2 separate regions of the Homo sapiens genome follow, and region 2 is linked to region 1. A link is an interaction called in ENCODE POLR2A ChIA-PET data of the cell type or tissue named here. Cell type or tissue: endothelial cell of umbilical vein. All regions are shown on one strand. Links, peaks and the distances in the headings refer to the core of each region. The heading gives the core; the rest is flanking DNA. Region 1 overlaps LINC02669 (long intergenic non-protein coding RNA 2669). Region 2 holds the start of LOC124902537 (a long non-coding RNA gene).

Region 1 (9,554 bases), core at 1,085-9,084:
AGAAGCCAATGCCAGGCATTCTCCATTGCTGATAGATTTAAGTTGCTGGCACGAGGCTAGAAGAAAAGGCAAAATGAAGCATTTAAATAATTCAATTTTTCACAAAAGTACAGGTTAATTCCACATCTTGGCGATTGTGATCAGTGCTGCATAAATATGGGGTGCAGGTGTCTCTTTGGCACACTGATTTCCTTTCCTTGGGGTGCATACTCAGAAGTGGGATTGCTGGATCAGAGTTCTACTTTTAGTTTCTTGAGGAACCTCCATACTGTTTTTCACAGTGGCTGTTCTAGCTTACATTTCTATCAACAGTGTACAAGAGTTTTCTTTTCTTGGCATCTTTGCCAGCATTGATTTTTTCGTCCTTTTGATAATAGCTGTTTTAACTGGGGTGAGATGGTATCTCATTGTGCTTTTGATTTGTATTTGATGATTAGTGATGTTGAACATTTTAAATATATTCGTATTTGCCATGTGTATGTCTCCTTTTGAGAAATACTTATTTTATCATAGCACTATTCACAATAGCCAAGACGTGGAATCAACCTAAGTGTCCATCAACAGATGAATGGATAAAGAAAATGTGGTGCATATACGCAGTGGAATACTATTCAGCCATAAAAGGAAGGGAATCTTGTCATTTGCGGTAGTGAGGATGGAACTGAAGGACCTATGCTAAGTGAAATAAGCCAGGCTCAGAAAGACGGGTCATGCATGTTCTCACTCATATGTAGACTCTAAAGAAGTTGACCTCATGAAGGCAGAGCATAGATGATGGTAACTGAAGGCTGGGAAGGGTGGAGAGATAAGGAGAGGTTGGTTAATGGGTACATACAGTTAGATGAAGAAATAGGTTCTAGTGTTTGATGATACAATAGGATGACTATAGTTAGCAATAATTTATTGTATATTTCAAAATAGCTAGAAGAGATTTGAAATTGATATGGTTTGGCTGTGTCCCACCCAAATCTCATCTGGAATTATAGCTTCCATAATTCCAATGTGTTGTGGGAGGGACCCAGTGGGAGATAATTGAATCATGGGAGTGGTTTCCCCCATACTGTTCTTGTGGTAGTGAACAAGTCTCGTGAGATCTGATGGCTTTATAAGGGGAAACCCTTTTCACTTGGTTTTCAATTCTCTCTTGTCTGCCACCATGTAAGACATGCCTTTCACTTTCCACCATGATTGTGAGGCCTCCTCAACCATGTGGAACTGTGAGTCCATTAAACCTCTTTCTCTTTATAAATTACCTAGTCTCAGGTATGTCTTTATCAGCAGCATGAAAACAGACTAATACAGAAGTTCTCTCAACACAAAGAAATGACAAATGTTTGCAGTGATGGATATCCTAATTACCCTCGTTTACCATTACACATTGTATGTGTGTATCGAAATATCACAGGTTCCCCATAAATATGTACCATTGTTTTGTATCAGTAAAGTGGAAGAAAACATTGAAAAATAATGACAAAAAGTGACAAATGTTTGCAGTGATGGATGTCCTAATTACTCTATTTGACCATTACACATTGTACGTATGTATCGAAATATCATAGGTTCCCCATAAATAGGTACCATTATTATGTATCAATAAAAAGGAAGAAAACATTGAAAAATACAGATTAAATTTTTGAATGAAACTTTATTTTCTGTTGTTTTTACCTCCCCCAATCCCCACGACCAGCTCTGAAGTATTCAGACAAAATTCCCTCTTGAGTATTATTAATAAGGAAGATACTGGGTGATGAGCAGATGACAAACCTCCTCTGATTGCCCGTCCTGGGAAACCTTTCTGCGGCATGTCGAAATGCACCCCTCCATGTAAGTCAAGAGCCCAACACTAATGACAAGGCAGTACAAGCTCCTCCATCTGGGGTCAGGCAGATAAAGTCCGAGTTCACAGTTTGTTTCTTTTATGCAGTGAAGAACAGAAGAATGAAATGCATATCATTTGTACAATTCCCCAGCAGTATTATTTCTCAGAATCAGGCCTTGAGATACATTGAAAGAACAAAAACTGTAAAGTTATGGTCTCAGTAATGTTGTATAAGTGTATCAGCTGGCCGTGACTGACATCCCTGCATGAAATGTATGGATCCTTCCAAGACTCCGATATAAATGGGAACCACCTCTCGCTTTTATGTGGAGGTGGGTGCTAGAATGCTGCAGGCAGCACCACTAAGGCCAAGAGACTCTGTCTTGGAAGCTAATCTCCCATGTTGGCTTTGATGAACCCCAGTTCCAGGAAGGCCTCCAAGATTTTCAGTTTATCGATTGTTCCTTGTGTTAGAGCAGGCACTTAGCATAAATCCTGCCTGTAGGTCAAACAACTGTGATGTTGTCATACTTCAGTTGTCCTGCATGTCTCTTCTGAACCACCCTTTCCCTGGTACATGAGCTCCAGGTCTGGGGCTAATGGCGGGGATCCATTCTCTTGTCTAGTCCCCTAAGACACAGACGTGGCTTCTGTTTGTAAGACACTGTTAAATGTTTCTTTTTAAGAGACTGGATTTGCCAGCCTCTTTCTTTGGCCTCTCAGCCTCCTTGGACTTTGGGGACAGGTTTGCATAGACTTGCCCACTGTGAAACAGAAGGTAGGTGTTGATCACTATAACCCTCATGCAAATAATTGCAAATAATTGGCTCGTTTAAGCCCCAAGTTCTACGTTATTGGCCGTAAAAATTGAATGGTGAAGTTTAACCAGTTGGTTATGAATGTAGTTTTTTATTTCAAGGCAATTTACCTATTTAAGCCTCAAATGCTTCATCAATTAATTGAGAATGGTATTAGTGCCTATATATTTGAAGGTGTTGTAAGATCCAAATGAGATAGTATATGTAAAGAAATTAGTACTGTGATAAATCAGGTATCGTATAGATACGTGATACTGTAGATAAATCATATAGTTTATGATCCATAAATACTGTTATAGGAGTATGGCTGTGATGATTTAATCTGGAACATCTTAAAACTGCCCATAGCATTTGCTCATGGAGGCATTAACATATATCAAAATAATCTCCATCATGATCAACTTTTAAGCAGTGTAGTTTTCCAGTGAACCCTTGATGAAGATAAATAAGTTACCAGATATACCCCTAATTAAGCAAATGAATTTATTTGCTCCACAGTGTTATTAGATATAGACAACTTTAACACTGGTTTTAGATCATAAAGTATTTTCTCCTGGCGACTGCAGAAAGAAGAGCTTTATGTCTCTATTCTGAATTGAGGAGGTATGGTTGGCAAGGGGTTGGGGAAGGCTTTCGTTTATTCGGAAGTCTTTTTGAATCCAGGCAAAGGTTAAATGTTTCATATACACCATAGAATAATATGCAGCCATAAAGAAAAAAAAAACAACATCATGTCCTTTGCAGTGACGTGTGTGGAGCTGGAGGCCATCATCCTAAGCAAACTAACACAGGAACAGAAAATCGAATACCACATGCTTTCAATTATAAGTGGGAGCTGGACGTTGAGTACACAGAGACTCAGGGAAGGAAACAACAGACATCAGAATCCACTTGAGAGTGGAGGTGGGAGGAAGGAGAGTAGAGAAAACTACTGATTGGATACTGATTACCTGGGTGATGAAATAATCCATATGCCAAACCACTCTGACATGCAATTTACCTATATGACCAATGTGCACATGTACCCTTGAACCTAAAATACAAGTTAAAAAAAAAGACACATATTAAAAATCAAAGGGCCAGAAAACAGTTTTCTTTCCATGACCCCAAATCTGTCTGGACAGTGTTCCTCCTGCCCTAACTTTCCCTCTGAATATATGTGTATGTGTATATATGTGTATGTATATACATATATATATGTGTGTGTGTATATATACATATATGTGTGTATAAATATATACGCAAGTTCTTTATAAACTTAAGTCTGTAGCTTGTGTTGAGTTCAGACAGCTAGTCCAGCTCTGCCAATTCACAGATGTTCCATGGAAGCAGATGATGGCTTAGGATATGGACACACTGAGTGTGGCTCTAATAAAGTTGTTTGTTTTATAATTTATACCTCGCTTTGTAAGGTAGTCTATCTTTAATAGAAATTTAAACATTCTGCTATGTTGAGACACATAAAATTATTTATAATAATTCTTTTGTTCCCCTCAAATGAAGCCATGATTTAAAGTTCAAACCTTGAAGTTGCCTGTACCTAGGTTAAAATCATGATTTGATACACTCCTAGCTGTAATATCCTAGAGGAGATACTCAACTTTCTGAAGCTTACTGTTTTTAACCTATAAAACGAGCATCACTGTACCTATCTGTTAGCTTTTGTTGTTCAGGTTGAATAAGATAATCTATGTACAAAGTATTTAGCGAGTTTCACCTAGGTTAAACACTCAGAGATTAGGAGTCTTCTTGTTATTATTTGGATCCCTGGTTTGTGGCTACAATTTAGTAGCCCGGGGAATATAGGCTGCAGCTGAACCACGGAGAAGCGGTTGTCTGATGCGCTCGTTCACTGTAAAATACTGCAACACCAAATGACTTTCACCAGTGACACTGGAACGGTACTGAAGCATTAGAGTAAGCTCTCAATAAGTAAGATCCATTTTATTACTATTATTATCATCACCATTGTTGCTATTCAGTCTAACCTGGAAATGGGTTGTGGGAAGTTTAATTTATTTTAAAAATGGAAATGAAAGTCAATACAGACATTAATTCTATAGCAAGAGGTTATATTATTTTAAATGGCTAAAAAGAGGTAGATTATCCTGGGAACAGAATTTGCCCAAGAAGCCAGTAATTGGTTGTTACCCAGGGTTATTGTCCAGGCAATACAGACACTTTGAGTAGCTCTGTGCATTCAACATTGTAACAGTGAGTGAGAATATTATCTAGAATGCGTGAGATGCCTGGAAATTGATGATGCTGGTGGAAAGCGGAGGGAAAGGCCACTCTGTGTGAGAAGCATCAGTGCGTTCAAATGAAAGAATCACTCCGTGATGTGTAGGCTAACCTTTATACATCTGCGATGACTGACTCACCTACTCACTAAAATGCCTATCTGCAAAATAACTTTTCAGTTGTAAATCTGAAACCATCCAACTGCCATTCCCAAACTTTTCCCACTGAATCAATAGTTTATAAAATAATCTCTAACAGTATAAGCTTTCTTGGAAACACAATTATCACATTACAGCCAAACATAGTGTATCTATGCTCTTTTCAAAACCAAACATTGTTTCTAGGAATGTAATGCAAATAAACTCTATATAAATACATTTTAAGTACTTTTTTTAAACTGATTTGTTTCTGAAAACTAGTTTCTGCACCAAAGCTCATGAACAGAGGTGTCTTCAGTGGGATTAAATACTGTCTCAAGGTTGGTTAGCGCTTTCAGATGAAGCATCTCATTTGCTGTCATAACAATGATACCTGCCTGACCTTATAAGAACAGGTATCATTATCTTCATTTTCATTTGGGTAAGTTGAAGTTTAGCAGACTTGAATGACTCATCTGAGGTTGTTCTCTCTCTCTCTCTGAGGCTGCCTCTCCACCTCTTTGACAATCCTCTCTCCAAACCTGTTTTTGTATATAAAGAGGACTAATCTTTCTGGTCTATCCTAATGTCCACTTTTGTACCCAGGAAGAGATTATTTCTTTGAACATTTCCATCACAGAACAAATAATTATATAAGGTTTTATTGTGAATTCTCTTAAAATAATGTAGCCCAAACTCAGAATTTTCAAGAACATAACTCATGTCCCAGAGCACAGATGATAACAAAATACGTGAACGTTTTTGTCTCGGTTCCTGTTAACACTGAAAACTCGGTCACATCGTATTTTCAAGGAGTCAAGGGCAGATTCCACGTGCCGTCTTCTGTATTGCAATCACCGAAGGTGTTTGGCGGGGAGCCCATGGCTCTGTGTCTTCCTAAGTTTTTGTGCTTTTTCCTGTCTGCTGTTCTATTAACCTTACTTAAGTAACGGCGTTGAGTGTGAGCTACCTCCTTTCTTGTTAGAAGTGCGTGAACGTCAGGCAAGCCTCACGCCGCCTGACTGGGGAATGCTTGCCCTCACTCGGCTTTTACGGGATGATTTCCATCACAGTGTTACATCACAGTGTATTCTAAGAAGCATTTAGCTTCAGGATGTATCAGAGTGTTTTCCAGTAAAAAGCACGTTTCAGGCCATGAGAAAGAGGCTGTGGATGAACCACACTTGGAATTCCGACTCCTGCGGTGCTCCCAGGTGGAGGAAGTGGCGAAGGGGGCACTGAATGTAGCCTTGGGACATTCCAAACGGGCGATCACCACAGAGAAAGTCATTTCTTCCTCTCTTTAGAAGCAGCTGTGTTTCCTCAAGAAAGTGACTTTATCTGGCTATTCCATGGGGGAAAGCGAGCTGTCTCAAAATTAGCCTTATATGCTGTGCGGTATTAAAGGAAAATTATACTTGGCTCACCAGTGAGTCATCGTACTGGTTTCGCTTTATTTTTATTTCTTTTCTACTTTAGGAACTGAAGCTTGAGGGCAACTGTAGGGGGAAGGTGGGGAGGATGGGAAAGATGCAGAGAGAGCCTGCGCCATGGTGGTCACGAGACAGAGGAGAGCAGAGACATCCCAGCGGCATAAGCCTGAGACCCCAGGCAGGGCATCAGCTCTCCGAGCCTCAGGGGCCTTCCCTTTGAGGACATTAGCAAAGGCGTGCTGGTCCTCAGCACTAAGCTCACATCCAGTGGACGCTGTTCACTGCCATCAGGGTGTGTGCATTCAGCGTGGCTGGCAGGAGAATGACTCCTTAATACTCTGCCGATTACGCTACTTACTTATTTGTATTATTTATTTTTTGAGACGGAGTCTAGCTCTGTCACCCAGGCTGGAGTGAGTAGCACGATCTCAGCTCACTGCAACCTCCATCACCCTGGTTCAAGCAATTATCCTGCCTCCACCTCCTAAAGGAGCTGGGACTACAGGTGCGCGCCACCACACCAGGCTAATTTTTGTATTTTTAGTAGAGAAGGGATTTCACCATGTTGGCCAGGCTGATCTCAACCTCCTGACCTCGGGTGATCCTCTCGCCTTGGCCTCCTAAAATGCTGGGATTACAGCCGTGAGCCACAGTGCCTGGCCCAATTACTCTCGAGTAAAAGAACAGTATAGATGTGACTCACTTACAAATCCACATACATACATCTGTTTAGACTCAAAACACGTGGGACTACATTTACTCTCTGCTATTTTGGGAACTCAGCAGGGAATTTGCCTAAGAAAAAGTTTACACCCTCAGGCCAGAAAGGCAACTGCGCTCAACCCAGAGTCCTGTAAATTAATTTGAAGTCTTTTGGGAATAATGCTGAAACCAAAACCCAAGAGTTTCCCCTTTTCCCTTTTGGAAAATCAAGGAGAAATGAGAAAAAAGAAAAATTGTAAAGACCAAGCATTAGAAATAAAATCCCTTGACTTGGACCCAAGATTAGAAAAGAAGTTAAAAGAACATACCCTTCCTTTATCTCTCTGCGCATGTGTAGGGTATAGAAGCAATAATCTTATTGTTACAAAATACAGACAGTAAAACTCGAATTAAATGGAGTGTTTGGGCAAATCATTACCCCGGACAGCTGAGGCTTTCCAATTTGAAGACAAAGGTAATACCCTCTAAGCACCATCATTTAAAATCAACAAATTTTTAATTATAAATTTTACATAATCCTTCTTCTATGTATTTTTACTGTCAGTTTTGTTTTATTTCTCTGATTATAAAAGCCACATGTGGTTAACACCAAGCAGGTTCATTTAGTAACGTCTAATAAAGAAAACAAAAAAATTACTCTTCATCCCATAACCCAGAAATAACCACTCTTCATGTTGTATCTCACCTTTGGGAAGAGCATTCTGAACCCCGTTCCTGTACCCTGGGGGGAGTCGGAGGTGTGATTCACAGCTCCTTGGAGCTCTCAGCCCTGTGGGGCATGCAGATGACAAAGCAGGATAAACGCTATGAAGACCTGTCCTGAGTGTTAGGAATGAGACATCCTCCCATTCAGGTGGAAGATAAAGGGCAGAAGAGAGAGGCATTTCCAGAGAGAACAGCCTGGAGGGTTTCAGGTAAAACAGCACCTGAGCGGAGCCTCAGAAGTGGGGAGAGAGAAAGGAGGTTTCCAGGCAGAGTAAGCATCGAAGTCCCAGCTCAGCCCCGTGTCCAGCGCTTACTGGGTGAACTGGGGAGAGGCAAGGCTGGAGCTTCCAGGTGTGGGTGGCTACAGGTCAGATCTTAGAAGTTGTTGCAGATCTGGGCAAGAAATTCACTTTTTTTTTCCTTTTTCTGAGGAAATAATGTGAAGCCAGTAAATGTTAAACAGATAACTAAAATGAACGCAGGTGTAGTTTAAGGACCTGAGTAATGATTTGATTGAGATAGAGGAATCCAGGAAAGGAAGGAGAGGGAGATGCGTAGAGGCTCAAAGGTTTGGTTCCTCCCTGTGGAACATCCAAGATTGTAAGGCACTTGGTTAGCAGTGCTGTGCTGGGGTGTTGAGGGTCTCAAGCTCAGGGAAGAGGGGTGGAACAGAGATACTTATTTGTGAGATATTAGCGTGACTGGATCCTTGATTTAGTCATCTCTGCCAAGTTCCTTTTACCAGGTAAAAGAACATTTTTGCAGGTTCTTTGGGTTAGGAAGCAGAGAGTATCATGACCATTGTTTTGCAAATCAATTTGAAATGTTAGATGGCATGAGCACATTCCTTGAAAAATACCACTAATTCCAGAACTAAAACAAGAAGTACAAAATCTTTATAACTCCATTTTTATGGATGGAATTGAACTTGTAATTTGAAACATTCTCAATAAGAAAAGTCAAGTCCAGAGGACTGAATCATTCAATCACTAAAAACACTGCAGGGAGAGCTGACACTAACCATCCATGAACTCAACCAGAAAATGGCAAAGGCAGGAACGCTTCGGACTCTCTGCATGAGGCCAGCGCAATCTTAATAACAAAACTTCACAAAGACATTGTAAGATAGGAAAATTACGGGCAGATTATTCTCATAAGCAGAGATACAAAACTCCTAGACGAAATATTAACAAACCAAATCTGTGGCATACAAAAAGAATTATACATTACAACCAAGTTGGGTTTATTCTATAAATGTGTGCCAAGATTTAAAATTCAAACAATGTGATTTATTATATTACCATTAAAACTCACAGGAGCATCTCAGTAGACACAAAATGAGCACTTGATATTTTCAACACCCATTCAAAATAAAATTGGTAGCAAACTACAGAGAGAGGTTTTGTTTATCTGAAAAAGGGTATCTCAAGAAAACCCTACAGAGGTTATCATACTTGATAATAAAACTTCGAAAACTTACTTTGTTTGTTGTTGGAAAGACCACAGCGTCTACTACAACTTCTACACGATAGTACACGGGATGTTCTCTTCACTGCAATAAGGCAAACAAAGGAAAAGTCGTGAGAATTGGAAAGATAAAGTAAAACTGTCATTTTGCATTATCAGCATGATTGTGTAGATAGAAAATATATTCGGATATACAGATCAACTATTAGAA
Region 2 (9,554 bases), core at 1,087-9,086, 210 kb before region 1:
CCAGCGTCATGGCCTCCACCTGCACCTGTGTATGTTATTCAATCACAGTAGACTCAGGATTCCCACCCTAAGCATTGTCTTCACTGAGGGCTGGGAAGAACTTAGGAAGGCCTGTGGCACTTCCCACGCCCCTGGAAGGGACACCTGTATCCACATCTTACTCCCTGTCTTATTCCCTCCCTGTGCTGGGCCGCAGAGCCCCGCAGAGCTGGCTTTGCCTAGCACCAATCATCCACACTGCGCTCTGAAGCCACCGCAACCAGCCAGCCCACCTTGCATCCTTGTTACCAGGGTCTCCGTGCCACATCCCATACCTCGCCAGTGATCTGAACCCGGTACGGTTCTGCTCAGCCCCAACTCTGACCCAAACTCCCTCCTGGAAGACGTTCCCTGGGCCACATGACATTTTCGGCCGTTTTCAGCACTCCTTCTCCCATAGCCTCACCCTTGTTGATTGGGGTCGAACATTGGCGTTGAATGTAAAAGAGTGGCGGGATTAGGAGGGGAGCCTCTATGAAGAGAGATAGAGGGTTGAAAGTTCTCTCACCATGTTTCAAACACTTGACCTTTAATTCAGCAGCAAAGGAGAGTGAGAGGGAGCAGCAAGTAAAGTGGGAGGAGCACGGGGCGAGGAGTGGAGCCCCAGGAGCTGGGTGAGGAATGTGATGGGGTGGGGGTGACCAGGTGTATCCCACGGTGCTGAGAGTCAGGGGAGGGGAGGACTCCACATTCACTGTTGGTTTAGGCAAACAGATGCCCTGGGAAGTCTGGCACAAGCTGTCCCCAAGGACTAGCAGAGGTGAAATCAACCAGAGTGGCTTCAAAAGAAATCGGAGGAAAGAGACAGAAACAGCAAGCCTGGGCAGCTTTGGGGTTGTCGATTAATTAGCGTAAGTCACGGCAGCTTCTCTCACAAGGAAGCCAACATCTCTGTGGCTAAACACTAGATTTTATTTTTCGCTCAAGTTGATCAAGTCTAATGGGGTGGGAATTTGAGGGGGGAGGTGAGAAATCCCTGTTCCACAGAGTCTTGTAAGGACAGCTTCCTTCAAATCCCAGCATCTCTAAGGTCCTCTCCACGTGGCTGACACACAGGGACATGCTCTGCTGGTGCTGGCATTTCATGGGCCGGGGAGGAGTTGGGTCACTCCCAGGAGTGTTTCATTACCAGCACTCAGTCACATGGCCGGCCGTAACCGCAAGTGATGTCTAGAAATGTGTCACTAACTTGGAGGGACAGTGATGGACAACTTCATGTCAACTCGACTAGGCTAAGGGGTGCCCAGGTTGCTGGTAAGACATTATTTGTGGGTATGTCTGTGGGGAAGTTCCTGAAAGAGACCAGCATTTTAATTGGCGAACTGAGTAAAGCAGGTGGCCTTCCCCAGGGTGGGTGGGCTTCACCCAATCTGTGGGGGGCCTGAGCAGGACAGAAAGGCCAAGGAATGGAGACTACTCTCTCTGTGTGTCTGACACACAAAGCTGAGATATGGCTCTTCTGCCTGTGAGCTGGGATCCTGCTGGCAGATCATCTGGGCCTCTCACGGTGGATGGTAGATTTTGAGGCCTCTCATGGTGGACAGTAGATTGTGGGGATTTTCAGCCTCTGTAGTCACATGGGCCGATTCCTTAAGGTAAATCTCACCCTAGATAAAGGTATGGCTCCCACCAGTTCTGTTTCTCTGAGAGCCCTGACTCTACACACGGTCAAGAGGCTTGGTAGACATCCAGACCATGCCTGCCCTGGGAGAACGGAGTTACTAGCTGGTGGGGAACGCGGTGTAGACAGGGTGACTTTATATAAAATTGGAACATGATAGATGGGTTTTGATGCTGATAGGAACGATTCAGCTGAGGGATGCCTGTGGGTCATGAGGCCCCCAGTTGACTGAAAGGGGGAAATTTAATGGTAGGCGGGGAGAGAGAGCTGCTGCAGACATGTGCTTGAATTAGTGAGGGGGACGGGACCCAGGGCATGAAGCCCCACAGCAGTGGCTCGGGCAATAGCGTCGTGGGTTTATCTCTGGCAAGAGGAGAACAGGTGGAAGCAAGTCCTAGTTGGGTCCTGATGGGGCCAGTGAAGGCTCTCTTCTCATGGGTCTCGGTCATCCCTGATCAGGATGAGGGAAGTGAGGGACATGGAGTTACCAGGGGAATGGGCTGGCGATGAAATTGGGCTGAGAAGGAAGAGGAACTGCCACCAACTTCTCCCACAGTGACGCCACTTGGTTTTTGAATGGATGCCACCTTTTATAGGACGCAGCTTTCTCAGTATTTGCTCCCTCAACCACGTCCCGACTCCAACCCTCCACATTTATGTCAATAGCATCATTGTTCACATTTTTATTTTATTTATTTTATTTTACTTATTTTATTATGAGACAGGCTCTCATTCTGTCACTCAGGCTGGAGTGCAGTGGTGCGATCGTGGCTCACTGAAGCCTCAAACTCCTGGGCTCCCTCGATCCTACTGCCTCAGTCTCCCAAGTCACTGGGATTGAGTTAGCTTTCATTTAAGACACAAACTTAAACATTATTCTTGAGTTTTCTCTCTCAGACCCACCATCAGTCCACTGGGGTCCAGCAAGCCTCACGTCCTGCAGGCGTCCCCAGCTGAACTCCCCCTCTCCCCTCTCCCCCGGTCCCAGTTGCTTGTCCCCTCCCCCTCCTCCAACTGCCCTCCCGGCCACACCCCACATTTCCTGGACCAACCCAAGTGATCCTTAAAAAGATGGCATCATTTACATCATGCCACTCCCTTTCTCAAAATTCTTCACCATCTTTTCTTCCAACTAGGAGCTCAAACCCAAATCCCGAAACAAGCACGCCCCAGGTTTTCAAACCCAAATCCCTAAACAAGCACGCCCCAGGTTTTCAAAGCCACGTTGGCATTTTCAGCGGCAAACTCCCCCACCCAACACCCACCATTCTGCTTGGGTTGTCAGAAAATTGGCCAAAATCTCTTATTCATTCTACTATTTTAAAATTCCTATGTTCACCGTGATATGATCTAAAAATGCAGATTATATCCATTTTCCTTGTTGTTTTCCTTCCAATCCTTTTGCTTCTTTTTCTCACCTTGTCCTTCCGGGAGCCCCTGCAGCTGACGCTGATGTCGGAGTCTCGGGTGTTCCTTCTGGTCTCGCTCCCGACTTGAGGAGGCAGATTTCAACATGGAGCAGCAGGTAGGGTTCGGCTGCAGCTTTTTGTTTCGTCTTTGTTCTGTTTTGTATCCGAACTCTGTTAGCTTTTCGACCTTCCCTTTTATCCGGAGCACGTGGATCCATCCTGTGTTTCAGGGTGGGGTTTTACTCTTCTGCTGAGAGTGTGGCCTTTTCTGATCCCGGCTTTAGGAGAGCAGGACTTCCTGTTGAAGCCCCCACATTCCCATGTCTCCAAACTTTAAGAGATCATGAAATTCCAGTTCACCTTTCCTTGGTTTAGCTGGCATCCTTGGGACGAAAGCTGGGCTGTGCTTGGCCACCCCCTCTGTGTTACAGGCTTATGGTCTACCCTGATAATCGCTCTCTATCACATCCGCTAGTCAGTCATTTTTAAATAGGCTTCTTAGAGTTCCTTCCGCGTTCTGTTACTCTCACCGGGAAAGCTGATCTGAGCAACGTGCCGTGCCCCAGCACTGAGAAGCTCTCTGCTTAGCCCCAGAACCTCACTGCTGCTCTTTCCTGTCTTCTTCTTAAAAACAATGATTGTGAGTCTCTATCTCTCAGAAGACCATTTTCTGTATTTTACAATGAGATTTCAAGAAAGAGAAGAGATAGGTTGGTGTTATCCACTGTCTTTGCGTAAATCCCAGCCCCTGTGTTTGCCCTGCACCGTGATGTTCTCCTCCTGGCCAAGAAAAACATGTGGGGGGAGATCACATAATAAAGTGGGGGATTGCCAGCTGAACAGAGACTCAGAAAGAAAGCACTTAGAAAACTGTCAGGTGAGTTCTCCCTAGCACATTCAATTACATGTTGACATCTCAATAAAATAAAGTGATTCAAAGTTTACGGATTTTAAAGAAGCATACTCAAACGTATACACTGAAAAGTGTTGTTTCCTTCAAGATAATCCCTTTGGAAGGGTGCATACTTCCAAAATGAGGCAATGAGAATTACAAAAAAAATATTTTGGGGCCTCTCTCTCTCTCTTGTTTTTTTTTTTTTTTTTTTTTTTTGAGAAAGAGTCTTGCTCTGTCACCCAGGCTAGAGTGCAGTGGTATGATCTTGGCTCACCTCTGCTTCCCAGGTTCAAGTGATTCTCCTGCCTTAGCCTCCCAAGTAGCTGGGATTACAGGCACCTGCCACCATGACCAGCTAATTTTTGTATTTTTAGTAGAGAAGGGGTTTCACCATATTGGCCAGGCTGGTCTCAAACTCCTGACCTCAGGTGATCCGTCCACCTTGGCCTCCCAAAATGCTGGGATTACAGTTGTCTCTTTTTTTGAATGCTAGCCATGTATCCTATGACGGTGGAGTTTTTATTTTGAAAACAGTCAACATTAGATTCAGTCAAGTATGGTGAATAAGAAATGTTCAATTAGCATGTCATCATTTTTGATAACTCTGTGTGTGTGTGTGTGTGTCTGTGTGTGTCTGTCTGTGTGTGTGTCTGTGTGTGTGTGCAATTAAAGAAATGCAGTTATTGGTGGTTTCTTTTGTAACTGGAGGTATTTCTAAAAGGATGTTTTATTAGATATTGAGAGGGTGTTTGGAAATCCAATGGAGATGACTGGTTTAGCTTCTGGGGTGACAGATGCTAGTCCTGGACCCCTCAGTCGTGACCCTCAGAAGGAAGTCCAGGATGACTGGTTTAGCTTCCGGGGTGACTGACGCTAGTCCCAGACCCCTCAGTTGTGGCCCTCGGAAGGAAGTCCAGGATGCATAGGGGCCTTTCCACCCCCTTGAAGTTCTGAGCACTCTTACGATGGTCCAACTGCTTCCTGGATTTTTTGTTAACTTCCTGTTCTTTAAACAATCTCTTCTTTTCTTATATCTTGCCTTGTTCCAGGAGTAGTTTCCTGATAAGAAAATCTCACTGAACTGTCTCAATTTCTAGACTCCTGTTTTGTGAGACTGCTAGCTTCCTAAAATTGTGTCAGATCAGCTCCCAGGAGAGGTAAACATTATTAGCAGGTGCACTGAGACTGTTATCTGCTAACAGCATCCAGCAGGAAAATGAGACAAAAGGAAAAAGGATGTTTATTTAATTTTAGTGTAAAATTGCATAAATAAATGAAGCCATGGAGAAATTAGATATCTATAAGCAAAAGAAGAAACCTCAGCCTCACACCTTATACAAAAATTAGCTAAAAATGGATCATAGATTCAAGTATAAAACATAAAACTATACATTTAGACAATAACATAGGGCAAAATCTTCAAGACCTAGAGTTTGCAAACATGTCACCAAAACCACAGTCCATAAAAGAAATAAATCAATAAATTGGATTTCATCAAAAAAGGCTTGGCTCTTTGAAGGACCCTGTTAGCCTTAAGATCATGTGCAGAGAAGGACCCTGTTGAGAGAAGATACAGACTGGAAGAATATACTTGCAAACCACATATCTGACAAAGGATTGTTATCTAGACATGTAAAGAACACTTAAATACAACAGTAAAGCAAACAAGCCAATTAGAAAATGTGCAAAAGACATGAAGAGACATTTCACTAAAAAGGACATGTGGATGACGAAAAAGCACGTGGAAAGATGTTCAACATTACTCGCTGTTAGAGAGATGCGATGAGTTCTTATTACACACCTATTGGCTCAGCTAAATTAGAAAAGAGTAACCACACCAGACGCTGGTGAGGACATGGAGAAACAGGATCATCCACACATTGCTGGTGTGGGTATCAAAGGTGTAGGCCACTCCGGAGAACAGGCAGCTCCTTAGAAACTAAACATACACTTCCCAGTAGGACTCGGCAGCTGCTCTCCTGGCCATTTATCCAGAGAAATGAAAACTTCCGTTTGCAGAAACAACTGTGCATGGTCGCTTATGGCAGCGTTATCTGTAATAGCAAAAAAATGGAACTCTCCAAAATGCCCCTCACTCGGTGGACGGGTAGGCAAGCTGTGGCCATCCACACCCGGGAATATTACTCAGCAAAGACAGCAGCAAGCTACAGGTAGATCTCAAGGGCATTATGCTGAGTGAAAGAAGCCAACCCCGACAGGTCCCATGCTGTAGAATTCAATTCATATAACATTATCAAAATGACAAAGTGATAGTGATAGGAAACAGATTGGTGGCTGTCGTGAGCTAGAGATGGTGGAGTTGGGGAGGGGAGGAGCGTGTGACTGTAAACATGTAAGTATTCATTTTCCAGGGTTACCATAACACATGATCACAAACTGGGTGGCTTAATACAATTGGAATTTATCCTCTTACCATTCTGAAAACTAGGAGTCTGAAATCATGGCGTGGGCAGGGCCACACTCCCTCTGAAGGCCCTAGGGGGGATCCGGATCTCTCTTCCCCTCTCCCAGCTTCCAGGGTCCGCTGAGCGTCCTTGGCATCCTTGGCTCCTAAATGCATCCGTCCAGCCTCTGCGTCCATCTTCCCATGGCCTCCCCCAATGTGGACTTCTGTGCCTCTTCCCCGCTTCTCACGAGGAGACCAGTTGTTGGATTTGGAGCCCGCCCGACTCCAGTATGACCTCATCCATCTTCTCTTGATTACATCCATAAAGACCCTATTTTCAAATAAGGTCATAGTCAGCATGACTAGGGCCAAGGACTTCACTCCAACCTATTGTTTTGGGGGACACAATTCCACCAGGTAGCTCCAGGGAGATCTTAATGGTGATAAAATGTCCTGTACGTCCATCACAGAGGTGGCTGCACAGATGTGCACAGGGGGTAACATGGTACCAGGCACACCTTGTACCAGGGACAGCTTCCTGGGTTTCTGTTGTGCTATAATCATGCAGGATTCACCCACTGGGAGAAACTGTATAAAGGAGACAAAGGACATCTCTGTAGTAGCTTTTCAACTTCGTATGAATCTATAAATATTTTAAAATACAAATTTTAAAAAGCAAACAAAAATATCTCACTTCTACGTTCCCCCTCTTGCCTGCATCCACAGGTCAAAGTAAGTCACATAATCTCTGCTGTGTGGGAGACACACACACCCCACAAACAAACACAGCCCACATCTATGTCATTTGCAGGCTGACTTGAGTTTTAAAACAGTTCTGGGCACGAATGTGTGGTTTTCTCTGTAGGAGCAGACAGGGCTTTCTTCCAGCCAGAAAATTCACAGTTCAATTGAGGAAATGATGAACATCAATTGAAAAACAATTCCAAAATACTTCACAAAATTGCCTTTCATGGTTTTTCACTTGCTTATTTCTTTTTACACTTGGCCAGTGGGTCAGACCCCATTTCCCCGAGTGATCAAGAATAACCGAATGAGCTGAATCTTTGAGAACAATTAGAGTCCTAGAGTCCTGTCAACTCTGCTAGGAAACACGTAGTTCTTGGTGAGTCCAGTGTCTTTCAGTGAAATTTGGTTTTCCTTCAAAGCCATCCACATGTATTGTGTTTAGAAGCCTGAAGGAAAGGCTGGGGGATTTGGCATCCATGTGCTCACCACAATAGTTTATCGTGTCAGCTTATTTTTGATGTGGATTTTGTTTTGAAGTGCCTTGGAGCTATTGATTCATTTTGGAAAGAAAACAAAATAACCAACACATTTATATTCCATTTTGTTTACTAATATGTTAAGGCAGTCGCTTTTACTGTAGACCTAACAGAAACTCTTTTAAAACCTCATCATGTGGAAATTAAAAATATGGCTTTAGCAATAAACATAAATGCAGAACAGCTTCATTGAAACATCTCTGAACCTGCTGGCTACCTTGGCTGTTGGGGTTGGATGGCATGCAAAGTGACATATTTATTTCCTGTCTCACTATTGATGACTGTTGCATAGGATACATACTTTATTCTTTGTTAATGTCAGACACTCAGGCTAAAGGGTTGAGACCTTAATAGGTAGTCTTTCTGAGCTCTGATGTTTCGACTGTGCAAGCCAAACTCACAATGTGGAAAATGGAACATTTTATGAAGTTCATACATTTTCAAAATTGCTCCTACAATGATGCCTTTGTTTTGTGTTAGGACTGGAAAGATGGCTCCTATCTATTCCAAATAACTCCAATATCGCCTCAAGTGAAGAGGAAAGCCTCATATTTCAAGGCCACTGACTGGAACCCATTCACATGCCACAGGGAGACGGATGCCGTTGTTTTTTTTACGGCAAAGGAAACAGTGATGTATTGGAGTCTCATCACCCCGTCTCTCCATCATCACAAGCCAGTCTGGCTTGTGTAGCACGATTAAAATGTTATGTCTCCCAGTGAGCTAGTAAATATCAACACTTTCTCTCTTTCTGTATGTGTGTCCCTTTTTAGTGGATAAAGCCATTTGTTGACAAAAGTATGGACATTCTTATGGGATTGTTTTTGGAAAAGGATAACATGTAATTTCAAATTCAACATATGGTAGTGGTCAAATTGTGTTCCTACTGTGGAAAATGCTTGAATAATAACCTACTGCATTCTCTTGGCCAGTACACAGAGCACAACTTGATGAATTTCACCAGTTTCCCTTCATCTCCTCCTTTGGCTCCCATCCCATTCTGCAAGAGCTGATAAATCTCATATCCCCTGAAGATTATTACAGTTCCTAATAGTCTTATGACATCAGAAGGAAGCCAGGCTCAGTGGCACAAAATACATCTAACAAATGAAATCACATAAATAATTTAGTTTTCACAATTTAATTTTTATAGTTTTTCTTTTGTTGTGGTTGCTGCTATTATTTATGGGGCATAATAAGGACTGTAGGTTTACGCTGCAGTTAAAAAATGGGGAACATTTTAACCTCAAACATGTCAATGTTGTTACTACCCTTCACTGTTGACCATGCTCAGCTATTCAATTTCAGCCTAAGGTTGTACATGTGTTCATAAATTATACCATCAGAGAGGCAAATGCAGAAAGAAAAAAATTAGCTTATTTTCTTATAACAAATATTTTTCTCTCTTTAAAAATGAGCCTGGGGCCAATTTTATGCATCTGTGTTTCAAAGTAACCTGCATCAACTTGGGATCATCAGTAACTATCTCTCCAGAATCCTATGGCTCTTAAGAACAGCAACATATCTATTAAGCCCCCTGCATGCCAGGGCCTCTGCTCAGCGCTGGGGTGGATGTCAGGCAATTATGATGCATGCCCTTGTTCTCAAAGAGTTAACCCTTCATCAACACACACCCATTCAGTAGGTAATTGAGAAAGCAACACAGAAAGTCTATTTGACACTATGGATGTAAAGATTGGCCTGGGATTTGTTTTATAATAGCTTTAAATTATTTCCTTCCTTCCTTCCTTCCTTCCTTTCTTCCTTCCTTCCTTCCTTCTTTCCTTCCTCCTTTCCTCTCCTTTCCTCCCTCCTTTCCTCTCCTTTCCTCCCTCCTTTCCTCTCCTTTCCTCTTTCTTTCTTTCTTTCCTTCCTTCCTTCCTTCTTTCCTTCTTTCTTT

The links. ChIA-PET counts read pairs that join two places held together with the same protein. Peaks named below come from ENCODE experiments on the same cell type or tissue, not always from the same donor. Only the 100,000 strongest peaks of a DNase experiment are listed, where the experiment ranks them.
Region 2: POLR2A ChIA-PET joins it to region 1 with 10 read pairs; 2 of 35 experiments call an interaction of 5 or more read pairs at or near these places.

What each region holds. Positions count from the first base shown.
Region 1 is chr10:3,488,297-3,497,850 of GRCh38, forward strand. It overlaps LINC02669 (long intergenic non-protein coding RNA 2669), which reads right to left. Exons shown (of 5, transcript NR_155743.1): 3 at 9,357-9,428. The region is part of intron 1 of LOC105376360 (a long non-coding RNA gene); the gene reads left to right. All of the region lies in intron 1 of LOC124902538 (a long non-coding RNA gene), which reads left to right. It overlaps LOC107984192 (a long non-coding RNA gene), which reads left to right. Exons shown (of 2, transcript XR_001747329.1): 2 at 1-3,346. Among named protein-coding and RNA genes, the nearest start is that of LINC02669, 9.8 kb to the right of the region's middle. In endothelial cell of umbilical vein, for the core only: no CTCF peak of the experiment used is centred there; no DNase peak of the experiment used is centred there; H3K27me3 peaks cover 1,082 bases.
Region 2 is chr10:3,273,909-3,283,462 of GRCh38, forward strand. LOC124902537 (a long non-coding RNA gene) reads right to left here and starts at 3,795. Exons shown (of 2, transcript XR_007062361.1): 1 at 3,079-3,795. It overlaps LOC107987146 (a long non-coding RNA gene), which reads left to right and starts at 2,809. Exons shown (of 2, transcript XR_001747320.2): 1 at 2,809-3,185; 2 at 8,135-8,402. In endothelial cell of umbilical vein, for the core only: no CTCF peak of the experiment used is centred there; a DNase peak (open chromatin) is centred at 5,013.